Linked DNA regions of Homo sapiens: region 1 is linked to region 2. A link is a loop called in an ENCODE intact Hi-C map of the cell type or tissue named here. Cell type or tissue: OCI-LY7. All regions are shown on one strand. Links, peaks and the distances in the headings refer to the core of each region. The heading gives the core; the rest is flanking DNA.

Region 1 (2,917 bases), core at 300-2,799, 330 kb after region 2:
CTCACTCCTGTTCAACATAGTATTGGAAGTTCTGGCCACGGTAATCAGGCAAGAGAAAGAAATAAAGGGGATCCAAATAGGAAGAAAGGAAGTCAAACTATCCCTATTTGCAGATGACATGATCCTATATCTAGAAAACCCATAGTTTTCTATGCCCAAAATCTCCTTATGCTGATAAACAACTTCAGCAAAGTCTCAAGATACAAAATTGATGTGCAAAAATCACTAACATTCCTATACACCAGCAACATTCAAGCTGAGAGCCAAATCAGGAACACAATCCCATTCACAACACACACACACACACACACACACACACAAACTGTAGTTTGTGACAGAGCAATAACACCTGACCCTCACCCAGGAGTCAAGCTCATGTAAGTCCTGCTGATATGGTTAGGTTTTTTGCCCCCACCCAAATCTCATCTTGAGTTGTAATCCCCATAATCCCCACGTGTTGAGGGTGGGACTTTGTGGGAGGTGATTGGATCATGGGGGCCGTTTCCCCCATGCTGTTCTTGTGATAGTGAGTGAGTTTTCATGAAATCTGATGGTTTTATAAGTGTTTGTCATTTCCTTCTACACACTTTTCTCTCACCTGCCGCCATGTAAGATATGCCTGCTTCCCCTTCTGGCATGATTGTAAGTTTCCTGAGACCTCCCCAGCCAAGCAGAATTGTGAGTCAATTAAACCTCTTTCCTTTATAAATTACCCAGTCTTGGGGGATTCTTTATAGCGGTGTGGAAACGACCTAATATACCCGCAGAGCCTGATAGAGCCAATCATAAGGGTAGCTCATCTATGAGCTAAATCTTTGATATTTGGGGGTGTTTGTTAGAGCAGCAATAGCTGACTGACATAGGTGGTATAGGTGGGGATTTCCTCAGGATCACAAAGCTTCCTTATACCCCCTAATTAAAGAACACTTGGAAACATAGGGGCAGAGGTTTTGGACCAGTGCAAGTTTGAATCTTGGAAAGGTTTGCTAACTTCTTTGAGCTCCAGGTTCTTAAGCTAAAAAATGGCTTCTCTGGGTTGTTGTAACAATTAAGTAACACAGTTTATGTGAAGCCCATAGCTGTGCTGAAGACATACAAGATATGCTTGTTGCCTCCCCAAGCATGCTGCAAGGAGCAGTGATAAATACTTGAGGATAGAATGAATGAATGGATGAATCCTTCCACATCTGAGTCCTCATTCAATGGAGCACTCAGAAGTCTGCATGTCCTCCTGTACCTTTCTTCTTCATCACTGCTGGTTCCTTCTTCAGCTGCTAACTTATCTTGATACTCCTCTCCTCTCGGCGAAGTTTCATCCAGCTTCAAGCATGGATCCTAAGGCCAAAAAAGAAAAAGAAAAAAAAAAAAAAGGCAAGATGAGCTTAAGTACAGCTTCATGATTCAACCTGTGGCTTATTCAAATCAGAGAGCAGAGAAGAGGGAGCCCCCAGCAACCCACTATCGGTGCCCTGCTTGCAGGGGATGCCAAGGCTTGTGATGATGACGTGACTAGAACAGTGCCTGGCTTACTATGATTAATGCCAGCCCTGAGCCCTGTATCCTGTTTTTCAGTCTATGAAGCATTTCACACTGCTGACAAAACTAAAGCATAAAGAGGGGAAGTAACCTGGCTAGGGTGCCACCATCAGGGAGGAGTGGAAATGAAATATGCAACCGGATAATAGGACCCTGGGGACTGAACTCTTGACCACTTCCTGGTATGGTTCCATGCATAACCCTCAGAGAGAGGTCCTTGTTTCCTTGTTAAGCCTGCTGCACGGGGCTGTTGTGAGGACCTGAGAACAATGCTGGCTCATGGCTAGTGGTCAGTAAGTGTGAGTGAATGGTGTTACTATTATATCCGTTTAAGAGTTTGTAGTCTGCTGTGTCCCATTATGTAGAATCAGAAAACATGGAACTTGCTGAATGACCAGAAATGGGGTATGGGAGAAGAATATGGGAACGATTAGTTAACAATGAGGCTTCTGAATATTTTCTGAGTTGAATTTGCTCATGTTATCATTCTCTCCTTCCCACAGAGATACACAGGTGAAAAAGACCTTGTTATTTTGATTTTTCTATTTGTCATAACCACACTGTCCATGAAAACAGTATAAGACAGGGTAGGAACAGATTTGTCTCACGAAATAGTGATAATTGTAACCTGTGCTTTTCATTAACTAGTTGTATGGCCTTGAGCCAGCTTCTTCCCTTTTTTGGACCTGAGTTTCATCAACTGTGAAACAAAGGGGCTGGCTTATATCTGTAGTGAAACTGTGTTCCAGGGATCCTGGGAGGTGTCTCAGGGGTAGGAAGGGGCAGAGCTGAGGCTGGAGGGTAGGGCCTTGGGCTCCCATCCACCCTTGATCTGGAACAAAACTGCTTTTATTGCCTTTCCACATACTGTATTATCTATAAAAGGCCATCAATGTCAAGACCAATGAAGACCTCCACATTGCCAAATCCAATGGTCGATTCTTGGGTCTGCACTAACGGGGACTCCCAGCAGAACTGGAAATATTGATGATTCCTTCCTTTGTGCAGCCTTCATTCCTGGGCTTTCTCCTCCCCCCGCCCCCCAGTTGCTGCTTCTTAGTCTTCTCTGCTGAAGCCTCCTCCTCTCCTGCTTCTCAAACTACCACATGTGCAGAACCAAACTCTTGGTTTTACTCCTCCAAACAACAAGCATGCACCTGGCTCAGGGCTTTGCACTGGCTGTTCCCTCTTCCCTCTGATATTTGCATTCTTTGCTCCCTCACTTCACTCACTGCAACCAGCAGCTCATCCCTGGCTTAAAGCTTAGGCTCTGCTACCAGACGACCTGTGTTTAAATGCCAGATCTTTTACTTATTAACGATGTGACCTTGGGAAAATTACTTAGGTTTTCATGAGGATTAAATGAGCTGATACAATGTAA
Region 2 (2,917 bases), core at 195-2,694:
TTGTTCTCTTTCCACATCTTCTTTTACTTCCTTTCTTGGATACAAAAAACTTGCCTGAGCTTTGCAGCTGCCATGTGGTAGACACACCTGGGAAGACATGGCTGCTGAAGGCAGAGGCTCATCTATCACGTTGGTTTTTCCCACTGGGGCCTTAACTATGGTGCCCATTAATGTGGCCAGTTACAAAATAGTGTGCTCTCACTCACTATCTCTCGCTCTCTTTCTTTCTCTCTCTCTCTCTCTCACACACACACACACACACACACCATGAAGGCCTCAAGATTCAGATTCAGATCTAAGCTATGTTCTCCAATGCATGTCACACCAGGTGATGAAAGATGGGTTGTTGGGAGCCTGCCCAAATATCACTTAATAAAGCAAGTCTTCATTCATCATTGGCTGTTGATATCTAGGTGTACACTCCACTGGTCAAAAACTCAGAGAAGAGGAACGACATTTGGTACCCTGAAACTGAACCTCTACCAGAATGCTCTGTACCCATCAAAATCATTTTGTCTAACAATATTTAATAACATGGTGAAATATTTACAATACAATTGCAAGTGGAAAAAGCTTCATGCTCAAGAGGCTATGTAGTGTGATTGCAGTTTTGTTTTCTATATGAAAGGATAATGAAAGAAAATATCCCCAAAATGCGTATCTGCCTATCTCAGAGAGATGTTACCACTGAAGATTTCTATTTTTGATCATTACACTTTCAAAATGCTTTACAATGAACAAAAACATTTATAACTAGTGGGAAAAAATGTTATTGTAACAATTTAAATATTTGCTCTTGAAAGGGAAGTCTCTGTAACAGTGATGTCCCACAGGAATAGAAGAATGCAAGCCACGCAGGTAATTTTAAATTGTCTAGCAGTCATACTTTTTAAAGTCTAAAGAAACAGGTGAAGTTAATTTTAATAATGTATTTTATTTAACCCAATATACCAAAATATTATCATTTGAATGTGAGCTCAATATAAAAATTATTCATGAGATATTTTCATTGTTTCTTTTGTACTAAGTCTTTAAAATGTGAGGTACATCCTGGCTGGGCGTGGTGGCTCACACCTGTAATCCCAGCACTTTGGGAAGCTGAGGCGGGCAGACCACTCGAGGTCAGAAGTTCAAGACCAGCCTGGCCAAAGTAGCAAAACCCCGTCTCTACTAAAAATACAAAAATTAGCCAGGCTTGGTGGTACATGCCTGTAATCCCAGCTACTCAAAAGTCTGAGGCACAAGAATCGCTTGAACCCAGGAGGTAGAAGTTGCAGTGAGCTGACAACAGGCCATTACACTCCAGCCTGGGAGACACAGCAAGACTCGTCTCAAAAAAAAAAAAAAAAAAAAAATGAGGTACACCTTACACTTAAAGAATTAGCTACATTTTAGAGTGGCTATGTTTCAAGGGTTTCATAGCCACGTGCAGCCAGTGGCTTCTAGAGTGGACAGCACAGTTCTGTACACTAGCACTGAAGAATCAATTTAGAAAGCATGATGCCAGGAGAGTGGAGGGAGATCTCCCCCTAGTGTGCTTTAGACCTTGACATCCTACCACAGTCATATGTTAAAGTTGGGACTGTAAAGGCCCCTGTTAGAAAGTAAATATACACCCTTTATTCATCCATTGTTCACTGAGTCGTCATCATAGGTCAGGCGCTTGGCTGGATGCTAAGGATAACGTCATGAAGGGACCCCTGCCCTCCTGGTAACCCACTGTCCAGTGGGAGCAATGGCCCATAAATAGACTGTGGCTTTGATGGAGCACAGAATTCCTGCAAAACGAGACACTGGAGCCAGTCCTGAAGATGAGTTGAGGTCTTGGCGGAGGCGACAGAATGGGTAATGGGCACAGGTGTGTAAAGGAGCACGCCTCTCAGGGAATGAGGTGGGCTGTGGTGTCTGCGTCACAGGCTATATTGGGAGTACTGGTGGGAGCTTGGAGTAAAGAGAGGGCAGAAGCCATGGGGTGAAGAATAAACTGGAGAGACAGACTCCTGGTGTTTTAGAAAGGGCATTTCGGCTGCTACATGGAGGATGTATTGGAGCCATAGAGTGACTGGAGGAGTGAGGTCCAGCTAGGAGAAGAGAACTATGTCCACATGAGAGCCAAAGGTGCCGAACCACACAGTGTAGTAGGGAATGGGGATGAGTGAACAGAAGTAAAATCAACAAAACTTCGCAAGCAACAAGAGGTAGGGTGTGAGAGAGAAGGGAGAAGGTTTTAGTAACGCTTCATTTCTAGTGCCCTAGTCTGGCTAAGTGGGTGAACAGTCGTGTCCATAAACAATGGAAGCCTTGCTATCTGCATAGAGGAGGCTAAGTAATCACTGGGGACCAGCAACCCCAGCCTGGCACCTTGATCCAGCCCAACGATGAGGCTTGAGCTTGAATCTCTCTTCCTAACTGTCCAGTTGCCCTGTCTAGGGCCCTGTGCTTCTCCAGGCTGGGGCCCTACCTTACTCCTTGCTTTGATCTCCTTGGAGATCTCCTGGGGATAGTCACTGTCCTGGTGCCCCTGTCCTATTTGAACAGAACCACAACTGCCATTCTGCTAGTCAGCCTTCCCGCATTTTCTCTCCTACCAGGAGATGGGGCTCATTTTCAGTCATTCTTCTTAAATATTTTTCTTTTCAAATTTAATGTCGGGCTGGCTCAAAAAAGTAATTTTAGCAATACCAAAGCATTCATATTTTCCTTCTAGTGCCAAAATTATATTTCTTGCAAATAATTCCTTTTACTAAGTACAAATGTCCAGCATACAGCAAAAAGTGTTAGTCACATTTATTCACATTTCTAGAATAATTGGTAGTTTTCAAGGCACTTTCATGATTTCTCACTGCTCTAAAGGCAAGGTCCCAATTCCTGCCTTGATATGCCGGGCTCTTGGTGCCTGGAGCCCTCCCTACCTCAT

What was found. Peaks named below come from ENCODE experiments on the same cell type or tissue, not always from the same donor. Only the 100,000 strongest peaks of a DNase experiment are listed, where the experiment ranks them.
Region 1: it touches region 2 in a loop (2.8-fold over the local background); 1 of 110 quality-filtered maps calls a loop at or near these places.

What each region holds. Positions count from the first base shown.
Region 1 is chr4:17,663,325-17,666,241 of GRCh38, forward strand. It overlaps FAM184B (family with sequence similarity 184 member B), which reads right to left. Exons shown (of 18, transcript NM_015688.2): 8 at 1,238-1,335. Among named protein-coding and RNA genes, the nearest start is that of MED28, 50 kb to the left of the region's middle. In OCI-LY7, for the core only: a CTCF peak has its summit at 1,602; DNase peaks (open chromatin) are centred at 1,677 and 2,707; H3K4me3 peaks cover 1,487 bases; H3K27ac peaks cover 1,783 bases.
Region 2 is chr4:17,331,157-17,334,073 of GRCh38, forward strand. No RefSeq gene overlaps it. Among named protein-coding and RNA genes, the nearest start is that of SNORA75B, 12 kb to the left of the region's middle. In OCI-LY7, for the core only: a CTCF peak has its summit at 1,551; no DNase peak of the experiment used is centred there.